Regions from separate parts of the Homo sapiens genome. Here regions 1 and 2 are each linked to region 3. Evidence: read pairs that join two places in POLR2A ChIA-PET (ENCODE). Cell type or tissue: CD4-positive, alpha-beta T cell. All regions are shown on one strand.

Region 1 (2,500 bases), 270 kb after region 3:
GAAGGCAGCTTGTTCCTTAGACACTATGGCACTTAATATTCACATGACCAGCAATGATCAGAACCAGGCTCAATGCCACTGTAGGGCGTGAAGATGAGGTTGGGGCATCTAGGAATAAACACGATATTCTAGAAAAGCACAGAGACAGTCACCAGCCCCACCTCCAAACACACACACACACAGCCATCACTTGCCATGGAACACATGAAGCTGGCCTGAGTACCCCTAATGAGCATCCAGGCGTGCCCTGAGCCCATACTCTCCATTTTCTCTCTGACCCTGGCACACCTCCAGCCACAAGGTCCTACTTCAATCTGATCACAGAAGAACAAACTCCAGTCTTTGACAGTTCTGAAATTTGGTTTTAGCAAATATACACTGGAGATAACCAGGGCCCCAGCTGGGTCTGGGCCTCCCTCCACACGCATTCTGTCGGGCAGAGCTTCAGCAGGCTCCAACCTGCGAACTCAAGGTACGCCGGGGGCTCTCCAGCTGCCACCCACCTGGGGACTCTGCACAACACCAAGGAGTCTCCCTGTCCTGCCCTGGTCACATTCCTGGGCTGGTCACAGCAACGGGATGATCATGGACCCTCCAAATAGACACTCCACGTGTTAAGAAAATAAGGCTCTCCACTCAGAAGAAAAGGCTACTACACACGAGGGGAGTGGTGGGTGAGAAGGCCATTCACCAGATGTCCAGAGATTCTGAGATGCCACAGAGATATGAGAAGGTGCTCAGAAGACAGTCAGCTGCTCAGCGCCACACCCAAACCTGCAGCTGCGCGTCCCAGCAGATCTCACGGCAAGACGTGGGGTCAGACGGCCCTGCCTGCTAGGTCAGATGTGAACTGGATGGATGTGGCTAGCATTAAAGAGCAACTAAATTCAACACTTCAATTAATATGTGCAACAATGTAAGTGAGCAAGACGCTACCTCACTAGGGCCCCACCTGGGTTAGAAAAGGCTGCAGGAGGTCAATTAGCAAAGCACACCCTCCCTGCTGCCAGTTGGAACTGCAGAAGAAAGACTCAGCTTCCTCCTGCTGTGGCAGGGGCCTGAAGTAAGAGGCAGCCCAGAGGTGAGTGGGCGGGTGGCTCAAAGCCTCACGTGCTCACTGGGCTGGTTCCATGAAAACGCAGGTGTGAAAATCGTCTGGGGCCCTGAGCCAGCTGGGGGCTGGAGGCAGAGTCCACGCTGTGAACCCGAGTTACTCAGCCAGTCTATGAAGTCAGGCCCATCTGAATCCTCCAGCCCCTGCATGCAGTGCCGGTAGCTGATAAAGACAGAGCTGTTTGGTTTTCCTGGTAGTAACAGATGGGAGTCCCTCCCCCTGGCCTCCTTCCCACCCAAATCCAAAGTCTTTGAAGTTAAGGCCTTGTCTTATAAATAAAAAAAAGATGTTATATAAATTATTAAAGCAATTTCAAACACACACACATGCTCTACCCATAACCTCTTTGCCCAAATCCAGTTATTGGCATTATGCCAATTTTTACTATGGGCAGTGTAATCAGTTTTTATGCACTTATGCAATTCTGTGTTTTACTTTTTTCATCTAAATTCATCAACATTTTCCCAAGAAACAACATTATCTTCATATTAAGATAACAGTGACACAATACTCACTGACTCTAGGTATCATGAATTATACAGCCACATGAAACACTGAGGCTGTTTACAGTTTTGGTTTTGTTTTTTTTTCTTTTCTATTTTAAGCAATGTTGCTATAAATATCTTTGGTGTGCAGGAAGGTATGAGATTAAAAAAATAATAAATAGATATCTTTGTACTTAGAGCTCTTTTCCTTTTTAGAATTAATAAATTCTTTATTCTTAAATTCTCAAGAGCAATACTAATAGATCAAAGGAAATTAACATTTTCTTACAGCTTCAAGTTCTAGTGTGTGTGTGTGTGTGTGTGTGTGTGTGTGTGTGTGTGTATTTTGTTGTTGTTGTTGTTTTCGAGACAGAGTCTCGCTCTGTCGCCCAGGCTGGAGTGCAGTGGTGCCATCTCGGCTCACTGCAACCTCCACCCCCCAGTTCAAGTGATTCTCCTGCCTCAGCCTCCCGAGTAGCTAGGGTTACAGGCGCGCACCACCACACCCAGCTAATTTTGTAATTTTAGTAGAGATGGGGTTTCTCCATGTTGGCCAGGCTGGTCTCAAACTCCTGACCTCAGATGATCCGCCCACCTCGGCCTCCCAAAGTGCTGGGATTACAGATGTAAGCCACCACGCCTGGCTTCTCATACATTTTTAATGTATATTTGTTCTTTGTGAGTTACCCGGATTATCTATTTTCCAAAGTAGTTTTCCTAGCAACACCTGTCAATCCTACCAATCAGGATCTACTCTTATAATGCACTTTTCCCAGCTCCTCAGCGTCCCTGCTATTCGGAATACGTACCCTATGACTGGTGGATGTTGGAGGTAATACAATTGATTTTCCAGGGAGAGATGACGAAGGAGGACAGAGAGGTGTGGGTAGGAAGGTAGAGG
Region 2 (2,500 bases), 440 kb before region 3:
TCAAGTGAATCTTATAGTATTCTAATTCATTTAACTTAAAGCCTTGGTTTTTCTTTTTCTTTTTTCTTTTAAGCTTTGGTTTTTGTTCCTCTGTAAAATGAATTTATAGTAGTATCTATACGTTATTGGGGTTGGGGATTGAGAAAAACGTATGTAAAATCCTTCGTGCAGTATCCAGGTAACACACATAAGCATTTAAATCTATATTGACATAATTTGTTATTTAAGGATTTTCAATGAAATGTAAGAGTCCAACCCTGACTCTGTAATTTTTTTTTTTGTTTTGTGTTGTTGTTTTTTTTAAGACGGAGTCTTGCTGTGTTGCCCAGGCTGGAGTGCGGTGGCGCGATCTTGGCCACTGCAACCTCCGCCTCCCAGGTTCAAGCGATTCGCCTGCCTCAGCCTCCTGAGTAGCTGGGACTACAGGCGCGCGCCACCACGCCCGGCTAATTTTTGTAGTTTTAATAGAGGCGAGGTTTCACTATGTTGGCCAGAATGGTCTCGATTTCCTGACCTCGTGATCCGCCCGCCTAGGCCCCAAAGCGCTGGGATTACAGGCGTGAGCCACCGTGCCCGGCCTTCTGAATGTATTTTTAAAGTAAAACTAGTCCATGTTAACATTGGGTAACTACTTCAGACCTAACAGGAATTTGGAATTTTCAAGTTATGTTTTTGTCCACAGACAAATTAGCAGTTTACTTTTCTTATTTACACATGATTTAGTGAAAATTTACATTATTTTATAGCTTTGGAAGCAAAGGAATCATTTATCAATCTTAACATCTTGCTAAAACAGTCTGTATTTTAGAGATCTCTTGATTGACTTTTCAAACACTATCACTGCCATTCACAAAAGGGGATTTTTGATTCTTCTTAAATAGCTTTTCTACCTTTTTTTGAAAATTGAAAGTTGCTGAAACTAGAAGAACAAAATTCCACTACCCAGAATTATTGGTATTGGCTTTTAACTTTTTATTTAGACATAATTTCAGATTTACAAAAAAAGTTGCAAGAATAGTACAAAAGAAATCTCAGCTATCTTTCACCAGATTCCTCAAATGTTAACATTTTGCCAATTTGCTTTATCCTTCTCTTCATAGGTTTCTTCTGAAATGTTTTGCTAGTAAGTTGCAGATGTGATGCCCCTTAACCCATAAATACTTAAGTGTATTTTCTAAAAATTAGGACTAGTCTTACCTAACAACAGTACGACAATCAAAATCAGGAAACTAACACTGATAAAATACCTAATCTACAGTTCTTAAATAGATTTTGCCGATTTTTCTGAGTTGGTGTACTTTTTTTTTTTTTTCCTTTTTGGAGATGGAGTCTCGCTCTGTCACCCAGGCTGGAGTGTAGTGGCGCGATCTCACCTCACTGTAACCTCCGCCTCCCGGGTTCAAGCAATTCTCTTGCCTCATCCTCCATAGAAGCTGGAATTATAGGTGCCTGCCACCATGCCTGGCTAATTTTTGTATTTTTAGTAGAGACGGGGTTTGACCATGTTGTCCAGGCTGGTCTTGGAACTTCTGACCTCAGGTGATCCACCCGCCTTGGCCTCCCAAAGTGTTGGGATTGCGTGAGCCACCGCACTTGGCCAATATGCCTTTTTTAAAATGGCAGCTATATGAACTATATTGACATAGAAAATTCACCTGTAAGTGCACAATTCAATGATTTTTGGTAAATATACAAAGTTATGCATCCATTACCCCAAAAGGATTCCTTCTGTCTGTTTGCAAGTCACCCTGTTCCACCCCAGTTTCAGGCAAGCCCTCATTTTTCTGTATAGATAGTAGTAGATAGCGCTGCTTTTTTGTTTTATTTGGTTTTTGAGATGGGGTCTCTTTCACCCAGGTGGAGGGCAGTGCTGCGATCTTGGCTCACTGCAACTTCCGCATTTCAGGCTTAAGCAATCCTCCCACCCCAGCCTCCCAAGTAGCTGGGACCACAGGTGCACGCCACCATGCCTGGCTATTTTTTTGTATTTTTGGTAGAGATGGGGTTTCACCATGTTGCCCAGGCGGGTCTGGAACTCAGGCTCAAAGGATCCACCTGCCTCGTCCTCCCAAAGTGCTGGGATTACAGGTATGAGCCACTGTGCCCAGCCTTGTTTTTGTTTTTAAAAAGATGAATTCTTCCTGTGTTGCTCAGGCTGGAGTGCAGTGGCTATTCACAGGCGTAATCCCACTATTGATCAGTTTGGGAGTTTTGCCCTTCTCTGTTGGCAACCTGGTGGTTCTCTCTCATCCCAGGAGGTCACCATATTAATGCTGAATGGACTTAGCATGAACACCTGATCAGTAGCGTGCTGCAGCCCAGAACTCCAGGGCTCAAGTGATCCTCCTGCGTAGCTGTGACTATAGGCAGGCACAGGAGTGTTGCTCTTTAATCATTGAAAATGGTAAAACAACAAAAGTGGCAATGTCAGAAAAAGATCAACTCTTTTTTGGAGATTTCCAAACAATTGAGTATTTTCATACTTCTGAAAAGCTTTGCT
Region 3 (2,500 bases):
CTATGTTGCCCAGGCTGGTCTTGAACTCCTGACCTCAAGTGATTCTCCTGCCTCAGCCTGAGTAGCTGGGATTATAGGCACTTACCCACTCTGCGGCTCCTATGCAGTCTCTCTCTCTTTTTTTTTTTTTTTTTTTTTTGAGATAGGGTCTTTCTCTGTTGCCCAGGCTGGAATGCAGTGGCATGATGATGGCTCATGACAGCTTTGGACTTCCTGGACCCAGGCAGTCCTCTTGCCTCAGCCTCCCAAGTAGCTGGGACTACAGGCATACACCACCACACTGGCTAACTTTTTATTTTATTTTATTATTATTATTTTTGAGACGGAGTCTCACTCTGTCGCCCAGGCTGGAGTACAGTGGCGTGATCTCCGCTCACTGCAAGCTCCAACTCCCAGGTTCACGCCATTCTCCTGCCTCAGCCTCCCGAATAGCTGGGACTACAGGCGCCCGCCACCACGCCCTTTTGTATTTTTAGTAGAGACAGGGTTTCACCATGTTAGTCAGGATGGTCTCGATCTCCTGACCTTGTGATCCACCCGCCTCGGCCTCCCAAAGTGCTGGGATTACAGGAGTGAGCCACTGCGCCCGGCCAATTTTTTTTTTTTTTTTTTTTAATTTTTAGTAGAGGCAAGGTCTTGCTATGTTGCCCAGGCTGGTCTCGAACTCCTGGGCTCAATTGATCCTCCTGCTTCAGAGTCTCAAAGTATTGGGATTACAGGCGTGTGCCACTGGGCTGGGCCTCCTGTGCAGTCTTATCCACCCTCTGTGAAACTTGGCCTTACTCCTCTAGCCACGCTGAGTATTCCATTTTTCTGCTCCAGCAGTTATGGTATATGCCATTTGTTCTAGTTTTTAATGATTTGGTATTTTTAATTAGGTGTTTGTATATTTTGCATGTGGTCATCAGAATTGCGTCATACTTTTGAACACCCTCCAGCACCGAAACCATTGCCTCACACCTACTGGGCACTCAATGCTTCTTTCCCTAGCCACATTGTTAGTTTGTAGGGACTGTTAATTTTTTACAGTGGGACCTGGTCCAGGGTCCGTACAGAGGAGCTCAACAAATGCTGGGTGGCTGGATCCCAGGCCTCCTAAGCACTTTTTTTTTTTGAGACGGAGTCTTGCTCTGTTGCCAGGCTGGAGTGCAGTGGCGCGATCTCTGCTCACTGCAACCTCCGCCTCCCAGGTTCAAGCGATTCTCCTGTCTCAGCCTCCCGAGTAGCTGGGATGACAGGCATGTGCCACCACGCCTGGCTAATTTTTTGTATTTTTAGTAAAGACAGGGTTTTACTGTGTTAGCCAGGATGGTCTCGATCTCCTGACCTCGTGATCCGCCCACCCCGTCTTCCCAAAGTGTTGGGAGCCACCTTGCCCAGCCTGCCTCCTAAACACTTCTAAGAATTTAGAAGAGTGTCTCCTCATGTTGACTGGGTCTTACCTGATTATGTCGTGCACCTCTTTCCCGAGGCTCATTTGCCCAAGCGCCTGTGCAGCTGCTCTCCTCACTTCCTTATTCCAGTCATTCCACATCAGCTGGATCAACTTATGTTTCATATCCTATAAATAGGTATGATCATTAGGTATCATCACTTAATGAATGTTAATTTTGTGCTTGGCGTTGTGCTGTTTTTTCTTCTTTTTTTACTCATCACTGTACTAATGAGGATTGTCCTGAGTGTTTTTTCCCATCGCTTACTCTCCCAAAGAATCCAGTGGGGCAGATATTACTACCATTTACAGATGATAGAATGGAGGCTTTGATCAGCTTGTCCAAGGTTAACCTGGTGAGTGCTGGAACCAGGACTCAAACCCAACTCTCCCAAGCTCATCCTTTAAACTATGTAGTATCAGTGCCAACATAACTTGTACCTGGGAGACTTAAAATTTGAAAGTGATACTTGATGAAGTGACTAGCTCATTGCAGTTTGCCTGGGACTCTCCTGGTTTTGGTCCTGAAAGTCCCATGGCCTGGACAAACCAGAACAGTTGGTCACTCTATAAGTGCACTTCTCTCAGAGAGGAATGGGCAAAGATTACTACACGATGATGTGTAAATGTGCCCACGCTGTTCTTCCTGCTAGAAGTATCTCCCTTCTCTACTCCTACCTGGTACTTGATGTCTTTGTAGTCTTCCTTTAGGATTTACCTCAAAAGCATCTCCTTCCTATCTCTTTTATTAAAAATTTTAAAAAATAAAATAAAAACATCTCCTTAGTGAAGTCTTCTTTGCCCCTTGTAAGCACAGGAAATCCCCACAACACCTTATAGCTGCTTCTGTTCTAGCTATTTGTAACATTTACTAACGGAAGACTTATCCCTGCACCCCCAGGGGTAGCATAGTGCCTAGTGCGTCGGATGTGGTCAGAAACTGCATGCTTACTGAATGAGTGAAAAGACTCATAGACATACTGCCTTTCTTAGCTCCAGCAATCTGCCATGAAGTCCTCATCATCTTTACCTCAACCCCTGCTAGCTCTGCATGTCTTTTTACTTTCA

Evidence for each region. Peaks named below come from ENCODE experiments on the same cell type or tissue, not always from the same donor. Only the 100,000 strongest peaks of a DNase experiment are listed, where the experiment ranks them.
Region 1: POLR2A ChIA-PET joins it to region 3 with 5 read pairs; 3 of 35 experiments call an interaction of 5 or more read pairs at or near these places.
Region 2: POLR2A ChIA-PET joins it to region 3 with 5 read pairs; 9 of 35 experiments call an interaction of 5 or more read pairs at or near these places.

The regions. Positions count from the first base shown.
Region 1 is chr14:73,770,893-73,773,392 of GRCh38, forward strand. It overlaps a transcript of MIDEAS not described here. Among named protein-coding and RNA genes, the nearest start is that of MIDEAS, 12 kb to the left of the region's middle. RefSeq lists enhancers at 618-687, 808-867. In CD4-positive, alpha-beta T cell, no CTCF peak of the experiment used is centred here; a DNase peak (open chromatin) is centred at 1,079; H3K27ac peaks cover 1,508 bases.
Region 2 is chr14:73,059,756-73,062,255 of GRCh38, forward strand. All of the region lies in intron 1 of RBM25 (RNA binding motif protein 25), which reads left to right. Among named protein-coding and RNA genes, the nearest start is that of RBM25-AS1, 1.6 kb to the left of the region's middle. In CD4-positive, alpha-beta T cell, no CTCF peak of the experiment used is centred here; no DNase peak of the experiment used is centred here; H3K4me3 peaks cover 528 bases; H3K27ac peaks cover 55 bases.
Region 3 is chr14:73,501,453-73,503,952 of GRCh38, forward strand. HEATR4 (HEAT repeat containing 4) reads right to left here. Exons shown (of 18, transcript NM_001220484.1): 11 at 1,443-1,561. It also overlaps a transcript of ACOT1 not described here. Among named protein-coding and RNA genes, the nearest start is that of RIOX1, 12 kb to the left of the region's middle. In CD4-positive, alpha-beta T cell, no CTCF peak of the experiment used is centred here; no DNase peak of the experiment used is centred here.